Regions from separate parts of the Homo sapiens genome. Here region 2 is linked to region 1. The links are chromatin loops, found by intact Hi-C in ENCODE. Cell type or tissue: endothelial cell of umbilical vein. All regions are shown on one strand. Links, peaks and the distances in the headings refer to the core of each region. The heading gives the core; the rest is flanking DNA.

Evidence for each region. Hi-C counts contacts between places; a loop is a spot of excess contacts. Peaks named below come from ENCODE experiments on the same cell type or tissue, not always from the same donor. Only the 100,000 strongest peaks of a DNase experiment are listed, where the experiment ranks them.
Region 2: it touches region 1 in a loop (6-fold over the local background); 1 of 110 quality-filtered maps calls a loop at or near these places.

Annotation. Positions count from the first base shown.
Region 1 is chr5:52,913,367-52,918,756 of GRCh38, reverse strand. ITGA1 (integrin subunit alpha 1) reads right to left here. Exons shown (of 29, transcript NM_181501.2): 15 at 3,163-3,293; 16 at 1-25. Among named protein-coding and RNA genes, the nearest start is that of ITGA2, 73 kb to the left of the region's middle. In endothelial cell of umbilical vein, for the core only: a CTCF peak has its summit at 3,164 (motif pointing right); a DNase peak (open chromatin) is centred at 3,196; H3K4me3 peaks cover 192 bases.
Region 2 is chr5:52,741,521-52,746,910 of GRCh38, reverse strand. The region is part of intron 2 of PELO-AS1 (PELO antisense RNA 1); the gene reads left to right. Among named protein-coding and RNA genes, the nearest start is that of ITGA1, 44 kb to the left of the region's middle. In endothelial cell of umbilical vein, for the core only: no CTCF peak of the experiment used is centred there; DNase peaks (open chromatin) are centred at 2,720 and 3,710; H3K27ac peaks cover 1,534 bases.

The DNA of each region.
Region 1 (5,390 bases), core at 303-5,302:
TTTAACTACGGCCACATCTCGGGACCTACAAACAAAAACAATGGGATTACTCACACATTTTTACATTTAATGAATGTCATCAACTTGGGAGTGCAAAGTGAGTGCATGGAAGAGGGTTCTGCTTCATGTATAATACAGCGCTCAGGACTCCATTTCTTTAATTAATCATTGTTACAGAAGAGATTATATCTGATGTTCTAAGACATGTAGGTTATATTTGGAAACCATTTGGGGCTTTTGGTTCAAACACCAAAGATCTAGTTTTTCCTGTGATGGAAAAGAGATGGAATCAAGTGTCCAGGTGAAACCCCAGAATCAACTGTATTTTGGGGATTTACGAGTTTGTTCCAAATTTGAAAGAAGTCTAAAGGTCCCTGAACAGCCCGTAGACCCCTGCTATCTCTTGTCTGGACTGTAATATTGTCTGTCCTTGTGAGTTCAGCTCTTCCTCTATTTCTAGGAAGGAAAAGCAAAATAACATTTGAGGCATTGTGCTAGACATGGATGCTATTTCATTTAATTCTTAAGGTTAATTATAAGCAACATCATTTTTTTGTTTTACGTTTGATAACTGGGGCTCTGAAAAGTTAAATATTTTATGCCAGGTCAAAAGCTATTAAGAGGAAAAACCTGGGATTTTAAACTCAGTCGTTTTAACTCGAAAGCCCAGTAATGTCTACTAATCCAAAATGAGATCAGAGTAAGATCTCAGACATGGAGAATATATGGATACTGAGGTCATTGTCTTAGATCCAAGCCGGAACAATTACTGCACATTTTTACCTGGTTTCTGCCTTGTGGCCAGAGCTAGCCCCTTATAACTGTGTATGTTGTGAATAATGAGGTCACTACTTATGCTTTTGCATTAAAAAAAGGTGGTTTTCTTTTTTCTGTTAAAACAATGGACTCATAGAAAATATAAACATCATAGAAATGCATAAAGAAAACACAAATAACTTGTTATACTACCACTCAGCAATAATCATCATTAACATTTAGTACACTCAGTGGTTTTTTCTTTACAGAAGAAAACATGCATACACGTACACACATGCATACATACATATATACAAAAGCACATCTTCATATGTATGCCTACAAATTTTTAAAACATTATATTACAATGAACAGCTTTCCAATATTTACATTTTTCTGAGAACATTATTTTTAATGGGATTTATTATTTTTAATGGAAGCAGACTATACCAGCATATGCACATACCATAATCTATGCATTCAATCCCATCTCATTGGATATTTAGCTTAATTTAAAAAAAAGGTTTCTGAGTATAGTGGTAAATTTAACATTATTAAAAGATGGTATTACATACAGTGCTGTGATGACACCTTTAATTGTACTTCTAGATTGTATCTTTACATTTTTAGGAAGTTAAATCCTTGGTAAAAAGTAGGAACATTGGAATGCTTTTAAACACTTATTGATAAAGACCTTCGAATGAGTTTTAGCCAGTTTACCCTTTCATCAGCAATGAATGAACATGCCTAGTTTCCTGCTTAGTAATATGGATTCTCCAGGCATGAAGCTGCCTCGACCATTGTCCACCCCACACATCCTCTCTGCCCCAGCCAGATCTTTCTTGGGAGTCAGTCCAGGTCTCATGACAAGACTCTCACTATTTGCTTCCAAACGTTTTTCCTATCATCTGTCACTTGTATCCACTCTCACTTCTTGTTAGGCATTGTGAATCTTAGTCTTCGTGTCCCAGTATATCGGTTTGGTCCATTCTGCTGTCAGTGGAGCCTGGACTATGATAGGGAAATGACTATCATTTTGGGCCATCAATGCCTTGATTTGGGGCAGGAGAGGCCATAAATAAGTTTGCAAAGCTTTGCAAGAAAGCCTTGAAACAAAACTGGAGCATAAAAACCCTGAAAACATATTTTTAATATGAGAATTAATACAATAAATATTTGTGAGCTAAAGGGAGCATAATAAACTAATTCAGGATTAACATTTCAAACAAAATTGAAGTATATCCATTGTCCCTGACACTGCTGACTTCTGGTTTTGAGCCTTGGCTTCTGGTGAGTCCTCCCCAAAGTCCCAGCCACTGTGCTGCCTAATATTCCCTTTTCTTAGGTATCACCCTTCAGTCTTCTTTCCCCTCTATTGTAAAGGTTTTTTTTTTAAATAGTGATTATTGTATGTGCACAATTTACTGTACCATTTTAATTTGACCATTAGTTCTTAAGCATTATCTTAAATTATAGCAAAGTCATCTATTTTCACCTCTCTATCTTCACCTTTCTTTTATACTTTATTACTCTTCTAGGTAGATTTTTGGGAAAAAGAGCATTGATGTATGTTTCCACCCGAATTACAGTAAACCAATGCATTAATTTAGGAGAATCAACATGCGGACTTCCCATAAAGTCACCTGGCATAAATAGATTTTATTTATGAAACCCTTCCTTTATATTTCTTAATGAAATTTATTATATATTTTTCAAAATTATCATGTGGATTTCTCATTAAGTTGATTCTTGACTTCCTAGTAATTTCTTTCAAACAGAACAGTTTTTGAAATAGGATATTTAGTTTTTGAGATAGGATATTTAGTAAGCAATAATTATTTTTGCCTACTAAATTATTATTTATTCATAATTAATAAAGCATTATGAATGTATGTATCTGAAAGAACTGGGCCAATTTGGGGATTTAGGCATTTTAAAGGCTGAGCGAAGATATTACTTAAGATGCCTCTAGGCTTGACCAACAATATAAACAGAGTCAGAGAGTGCTACGCGATTATCTGTTTCTATGTATCAGGTAAATGAATACAAAGTCGATTATCTCTAAAACCTTGTAAGCAACCAAATATTAGGGATATTTTCTTGTTTATATACATCCTCTATAAGATCTTCTCTTCCCCTATACCTCTCCTAAAACAGAATACCTATTTTAGTGTAAACCACATAATAGACACACCAAATTAAGAGTTCATTCTACTTGTTTCTTTCATATAGCTTCTTTGTTCTTAAGATGTATTGACTCTTCCAGCTCACTCAACTGAATAACTTGTATTTGCATAGTGGAACACAAAAGGAAATAGATATTTGGTATGACATGAGCTCCAATCACACTGGGAGCTCTGCAAGTGACCCAGTCTCAGATTAACAGGATGTTATTAAAATACATACCAGAAGAGGGCAGCACCACCAAGGCCCCCAATAGTCACATCTGTCAGACCGTCACCATTTAAATCCATTTCTCCGTGGATAGACTGGCCAAAAAATTTCAGTGTCTTACCATCCCCACCTGATGGAATACGCTGTGAGAATCCAAAAAAAAGAGTTTCATATGAGAAGAGTCTGTTCAAAACAGTTTCAAATAAATCTGAGAATTTAAATTGTTTAACAAAATAATCAGTTTTGTTAATTTGGGAATCCGCCCAAGAGGTCCCTCATGTGGAGATAAGAGGAAATACTCAGATGTTCCCAGAGGATATTGCTGTTTTTATAGTACAGACAAAATCATTACAAGGTCACTGACACCAGAGAGAGGGAAAAATTATATAGTGTCATTGTGTCTAATCCTCAAAGGAAACAGTATGAGTAATTGGTTCTGTGCTTTCTGCTTCCTAGCCAATCCCATCACACAGACATATCTAAAGGTACTGGAAATCTTGAAAACATATCATATCAGCAAAGGGGGGAGGGGAGTATAATATTGTCCTAGGGGTCAATTTGGAGTTCACTGAACTTTGTGGCTGGGTATAAATAACACATCCCATCAAATACATTTTCCAATATGTAATCTCTACTGTCTTTCAAAAATTGTCCTAAAAGTTGAGGGCACAAGAGACTCAATTCCACTCAGATGTATTCACAACGTTGAGATGGCACAAATGAGTATGTCTTGAAGACTGATCTGTGCACATTACCATACATAGTATGTTTGATATCTGTACTTCCTGACTTAGCATTGGTTCAAGCTTAAGCTAATGCTTTTAACAGAAGCCCATGGCAAGCAGTCAGGACTTACAAACCCTCCCTAAACTTCAAGTCTTCTGAGCCTCTTGTTTTCCACATAAATAACATAAAATAAGAAGCCTACTAAGGCAAACCAAATGGAAACATTTTTCATCCTTAAACAGGTGAGGCTCGTTTGAAAGTATTTCCCCCCCTTTTTTTTTTTGAGACGCTATCTCGGCTCACTGCAACCTTCACTTCCCAGGTTCAAGTGATTCTCCTGCCTCTGCCTCCCGAATAGCTGGGATTACAGGTGCGCGCCACCATGCCCGGCTAATTTTTTGTATTTTTAGTAGAGACGGGGTTTCACCATTGGCCAGGCTGGTCTCGAACTCCTGGCCTCATGATCCGCCTGCCTCGGCCTCCCAAAGTGCTGGGATTACAGGCATGAGCCACCGCACCCAGCAATCCTCCTCATTTTTTTAAGTGAAGAATTCAGGAGATATCTGACTCCTTGGTTCTATGGGCTTGATTGATTCTGGATTATCCCATACATAAGCAGCATCTCTGGTTCTCATGGAAATGAGTAAGCACATCTTCACCTATTCCTTGGAAAAACATTTTGCCAGTAATTAAACAAATCCAACTCTAATATTCTTTTTGTTGTTTTTGTTTAAAGTTGCATCTTGATTTACCACCATTTAGAAAACAAGTTGTTTATGACAAATCTATTTCATCTGACAATGATTTAGCTTTCCTTTTCTACTTCAAATGCTACCCCATTAAATTTACAGGATTGATGCTGAAGGAATAAAGTATTAGAATATAAGAAAGAACTCTCTTCCTGCATTTCCTAATTCCATCATGCCCCAGTCATTAATATTGCCTGTCTCTTGTTAAGTAAATAATGCCATAAAGATTTTCAACAGAAACAAATTATTTATCAAATGGATACAAGTGCTCTTATTGAAATAAGCCCTTTATTCTGTTCACTATTGTCATTATGGTTTTATGAAAAATCACTCATGTTTGCATTACATGAATAGATTTTGAGAGCTCTGTTGACTACAGAACCAAAGAGAACACTCAAATAGAAAATGAAATAATTAATATTCTAATTTCTTTTCAAATTATATAAGCTAGAAGGTAGTGAATTCTGTTTTATTTGTAAGTAGTTGTTCAATATCTAACCAACTATGATTACTTGAGAGCAGACAATTACATTCAAACTCCTTTAAATTCTTTTGTTTTTATAGTGTAGTGCATTAAGCACTTTTGTAACTTGTTATTTTTCTAATGAAGGAAAAAAAATACACTTATGGATTAGAGCTGTTAACTGACAACAAATTACAAACAGGAATAACAGAAGTTCCCTGCAGCTTAAACTTAATATTCAGATTTATTTTTTCTAAGGATTACTTGCGAGAAAATTATAAACCTTTAGAAATCGTAATTCA
Region 2 (5,390 bases), core at 282-5,281, 170 kb after region 1:
GCAAAGTAATGTGACACTTCTGGCCTATTTAAGTACTTTGTAGGATGAGAGTCACTCCTCGAACACTGGTTCTGATATAAATTCCAAACTAGGAGCACTGCAACTATGTTGAACTATTGTGAAATAAAATAACTTCTTTGCAGGGTGACTTTGAAGTGCAACATCCATTTGGATATAAGTTTTCATGGCATGTACTTAGGAATGTTCTCATGTTTGCATTATCTTTGAAAGGTCATTAAAGTCACATAAGTTTGTAATAACTTGATATTCATGTGGGGTCAGAAGTACATGCCGTTTAGACTGTGGTGCAATTTGAGGGACATTGGAGACAAGGATCATAACTCTGTTAGGTCTGGCTTCCTGCTACTTGTAGCCACACAGAGGTTTTCTGGGGCACAAAGCATACAAATTATGATTCTCTCTAAGTTGCTTTTATTACTCAAGGGAAAAATTAACTTCAGATGCAATTTGATATTAAGTTCTTCAAATATCACATTGATATGAAAATTATGAGTCTTATGGTTGGACAGAAAAATAATTATTATGCTTCTTGGTTCTGGACTTTTAAATATACCTAATCTGCTCACACCGCTTGCCACAGACATGCAAAGGATGATAGCAGGTTATAGCTTGAACTAAGGTATTTCCCCATAGCTCTCTGATTTCTGTGCTCAGTCTTCGGTATTCTGTTTTCATTTCACCAGCTCTTCAGTTCTTTAGCTTTTTCATTTTGTCTTGTGTCTCAGCTGTAGGCTCTCCTTGATTTTGTGATCTGCAGTTGGATCCTCTGCTGTTGGACCTTATTCCTTTCCCAATTCATTTTATTCAAATATTTTGCATTTTTTTCACCTGGCTGTTAGTGCTGTTTCCAGATAAGAGACACTTACTCTACTAGTTTTTGTTCCCAAGGACACACATCATCATCATCTTCTGGGCTGGACCCAGCCTAACAATCAGAATCAGACACTTCCATTTATCCAGTCATCTACCCTTTTGGATAGTCTGTCTATCTCTAAGATTATTGTTTTAGAAAACCTAGACTACATGATTTCTTCATTATAGTGGGTATCTCCTCAAATTTATAGGTTGAAGTCCTAACCCCAGTACCTCAGAATGTGAGCTTATTTGGATATAACATCACTGAAGATGTAATTCATTATGATGAGGTCATAGTAGACTAGGTGTAATGGTTAATACTGAATGTCAACTTGATTGGATTGAAGTATGCAAAGTATTGATCCTGGGTGTGTCTATGAGGGTGTGGCCAAGGAGATTAACATTTGAGTCAGTGTGCTGAGAAAGGCAGACCCACCCTTAACCTGTGTGGGCACAAGCTAATCAGCTACCAGCATGGCTAGAATATAAAACAGGTAGAAAAAAGTGTGAAAAGACGAGACTGGCCTAGCTTCCCAGCCTACATCTATCTCCCATGCTGGATGCTTCCTGTCCTTGAACACTGGACTCCAAGTTCTTCAGTTTTGGGACTCAGACTGGCTCTCCTTGCTCCTCAGCTTGCAGATGGCCTATTGTGGGACCTTGTGATCATGTAAGTTAATACTTAATAAACTCCCCATATATATATATAGAGAGAGAGTTTTGTCCCTCTAGAGAACCCTGACTAATACACTAGGGTAGGCCCCTAATTCAATATGACTAGTGTCCTTACAAAAAGGGAAATTTAGATACATAAATGCACACATGAAGAATACCATGTGCACATCAAGGCAGAGATGGGGTGATGCATCTATAAGTCAAGGAATGCCAAAGATTTCTGGCAAGCCACTAGATGCTAGGGGAGAGGCATGGAACAGATTCTTTCTCAGAAACCTCAGGAGGAACCAAACCTGCCAACACCTTGATCTTGGACTTTGATGTGGTTTGGCTGTGTCCCCATCCAAATCTCATCTTGAATTGTAGCTCCATAATCCCCATGTGTTGTGGAAGGGACCCAGTGGGAGGTAATTGAATCACGGGGGTGGGTTTCTCCTGTGCTGTTCTTGTGATAGTGACTTTGCTCCTCCTTCGCCTTCCACCATGATTGTGAGGCCTCCCCAGTTACGTGGAACTGTAAGTCTATTAAACCTATTTTTCTTGATAAATTACCCAGTCTCGGGTATTTCTTCATAGCAGTATGAAATTGGACTAATATAGACTTCAAACCTTCAGGGCAATACATTTCTGTTGTTTAAGCCAACCAGTGTGCGGTACTTTTTAAGGCAGACCTAGTAAACAATGCATGCTGTTAAACATAAAATTTGTATTCCTAGTTAGACAGAAGACCACTTCTTTTTTTCAAAATTATATTTTGAACTTGATTGATTATGTCACTTATCACATAGTCTCTATATTTTCTTGACCATCCAAATAAGTTGAATGATGAAAACTTTGTCATTTTTCTATATTTTGAAATATCAACTAGAATAATGTATATGAGATATGGACTATATATGAGATACGGAACACCCTCAGTTCACAAACTCCACCCACTTCATACACAACGTGCTTAGCAAGCAAATTAAATTCACAGATATACCAGTTTGAACTTATTTTGTTCTCATTTTCCTTTATTAGTGGTTTGACCCTGGCTTAACCTTGGTTTTGATTCCTTAAAAGGGATAAAATTTGGCCTAGCTCCCAGTTATATTTGGCCTTTTGCAAGTTGAGTCTTCCTTAGAACTTCCTTCCTCCCAATCCATGCCAATTAATTCATCAATCTTTTCTTAACTAACATTTCTGTAATCTCTGTGCATTTTTGTCAACTACTTCTGAGGCACCCATGTGAGTCAGCCACTGTGCTAGCACTGAAAATATAGCAGTAAGAAAGGAAAAAACAGCCGTCTGACACTGGGTTGAGGTTTACAGAAGAGTCACAGTGCAACCTTTTGTGGCTTGAATTTTTGTGCTGTCTTCTCTTTGCTGCAAACTGCTATGATTACTTTAGTGATGAACCAATTCAGGCTTGAGTATGTATCACCTACTTACTGACACAGAAGATCCTGAAATTCTGAGTATATAAAGCTAATGAATAAAAGGTATGGGATCAAAAATTTCTTCCAGGCTAATATCCCCACTACTCCAGCAACCTAAGCCACCCACTTCTCTTCTTTTTAATTATTAAAAACGTTTTTGTTTTTATACATGTACAGAGTTTAAGAAATCAGATAGAGATAAAAGTGCCCTGTTAGAAAGCAGTGGTCCCTTCTCCTACCCACTCTACCCAATGCTCCAGCCTTAGGCCCCAGAGCAACCATTTTCAACTCTTCAACTTTTTCACCCTATTTCCTCCACATTTATAGATAATATTACTGATATGTCTTCATATGTCACGATTATGTATGATTTACTAGCTTCCTTTGGTAGTCATTGAAAAATGTTGCGCTTCTCAGCATTCCCTTGCCATCACCACACCCCGACTTGCCTTTTCTTCAGCCTCCCAGCATAGCTCTACCACACATTCTCTTTAAACAAGCATGTTAGCATGGTTATGGTTACATAAATAACATCCATCGCTTTTCCAAGTTTATTTCTCAGACAACTTTTGGCTTTTCCTAGAGTTAATCATTGCCTTTTTGAAAAGACCTCAGTTTATAATGCAGACTTTGAATAATCACTCTATTTTTAGCTAAGTGCCTTCCCAGGGCCTTGCTTATCCTGATCTCTAGTGGCCCTAAACCCTGAGACCCTCAAGGCTTCTGCAGAGGGAAATGACTCACGGTCTTTGGTGCCTTTCCCCTGTGGAGACTTCAGCAGTCACTTCCTTTGCTCTATTCAGTCAGTAACCAGTCCTATATCTACTTTGCAGTATCAATACCACTTTTTCTACATTATAATTTTAAAGTAATTTAATAAAGAAAAAGAAGTTAACATGTATGTTCAGAGGCCCCAAATTCCTCTTAATAATAATAAATTTATCTCTTCTGGACTTAAGACTAACAGATGTCTCTCACAAAGCCACCACAGAGGTAGACTCATTAAATCTCATGTCAAACATCTAATATAAAATTCTACTCTTTTGGGTTTTTTTTTTTTTTACCTTCTCTCTGCCTGTCTCTCCCTTTCTCTCAACTTTTTCCATTTTCCCAGTGGCCCTTAGATTGAGGGAAAGAGGTAAAATTGTATAATCTGCTCACTGGGTGAATATATACCAATTGTTATACTAGAAAATTAGAGAGGCACCCAGGTGGCAATAACTTCCCTTATCTCAGTTCATCCATGACAAATGAAAGATTTTCTGAGATGATAAAGCAGCACAAATTATCCTAAAAAGAGAAAAGCTGTTCAAAATCACGAGTCCTAAGGGATGAGTTCATCATCTCGCTTCATTTTTACTGATAGCCTGAATTTACATGCCAATATGTTTGGATAATTAAATGAAATGCCTCCTTTAGTTCAGGTGTTATTAGACCAGTGAGATGGGGTCTAAATTGTGGCTTTTCAGCCAAATGTAAACTTTTGGGGTGAAAATTGCTTTCTTCTGCAGTTTATATTCCTGGACTACTTCATTTCTAATCTCGTTAATTGCTTGGCAGGTATATCACATATCAGGATTTTTGTTAAATAAATTAGCAGGAAGTACATACAGGAAAGTAATCTTATAATGGGTTAGTACTATCAAACACTGTCACCATAAAGACCACTAAGATTCGTGCTCAGAGTATTTTGAGACATGTTGGCTTCAGTTCAAGAATAATCTCTTTCTTGTTTTCAGCATAGGGTTTGACACATAGTACTTCAAAAATCCACCAAAGTTATTTTACCCTTGGCACCGCCTTATCTAGCCCAGGCAGAGGCAATTTCCAATGGTTGCACCCTAATTCTACCTTCCAGGAGAATGTGATTCCATCCTCTAGAAATTGCCCTGCCTCATGTATATGCATGGAACAAAAAGGTCCATGGTATCCCTAGGCATGTCTTCTATCATAAATGCACCACATCTGGGAGGAAAAGCCTCATTTTAAGACGCAATGTTGGGCACACTTTATATTTAGTGTGCCACAGTATCCCAAATGTCTAGCATAGAGTGAACATGAAAAATATTTGCTAATTGGCAGCATGTCTTTGCCATTTTGGAACTTACAGTCTAACTGGCAAAAGAAACCATATAACAAGAAGTTATAGTGAACTATGATAATTACAGAGGGAAGTGAGGGCCTCACAGGGAGGCACTTAATCCAGACCCGGGGAGTCAGGGAAGAGCTTCTGCAAAAAGTGGTGTCCAAGTGCAAACTGGAGGATGAATGGGGCTTACCAGCCAGGAGTGGCTGTGTGGGTAATGGAAGGAATATGGAGGGCAGGAGAGCGTTGCAGCAGAGAATGTCCCAGCAAGAAGGAATATTGTAAGATAAGGCTTGAAGAAGAGACAGAAACTGGAGAGGAAAGAAACTATGACT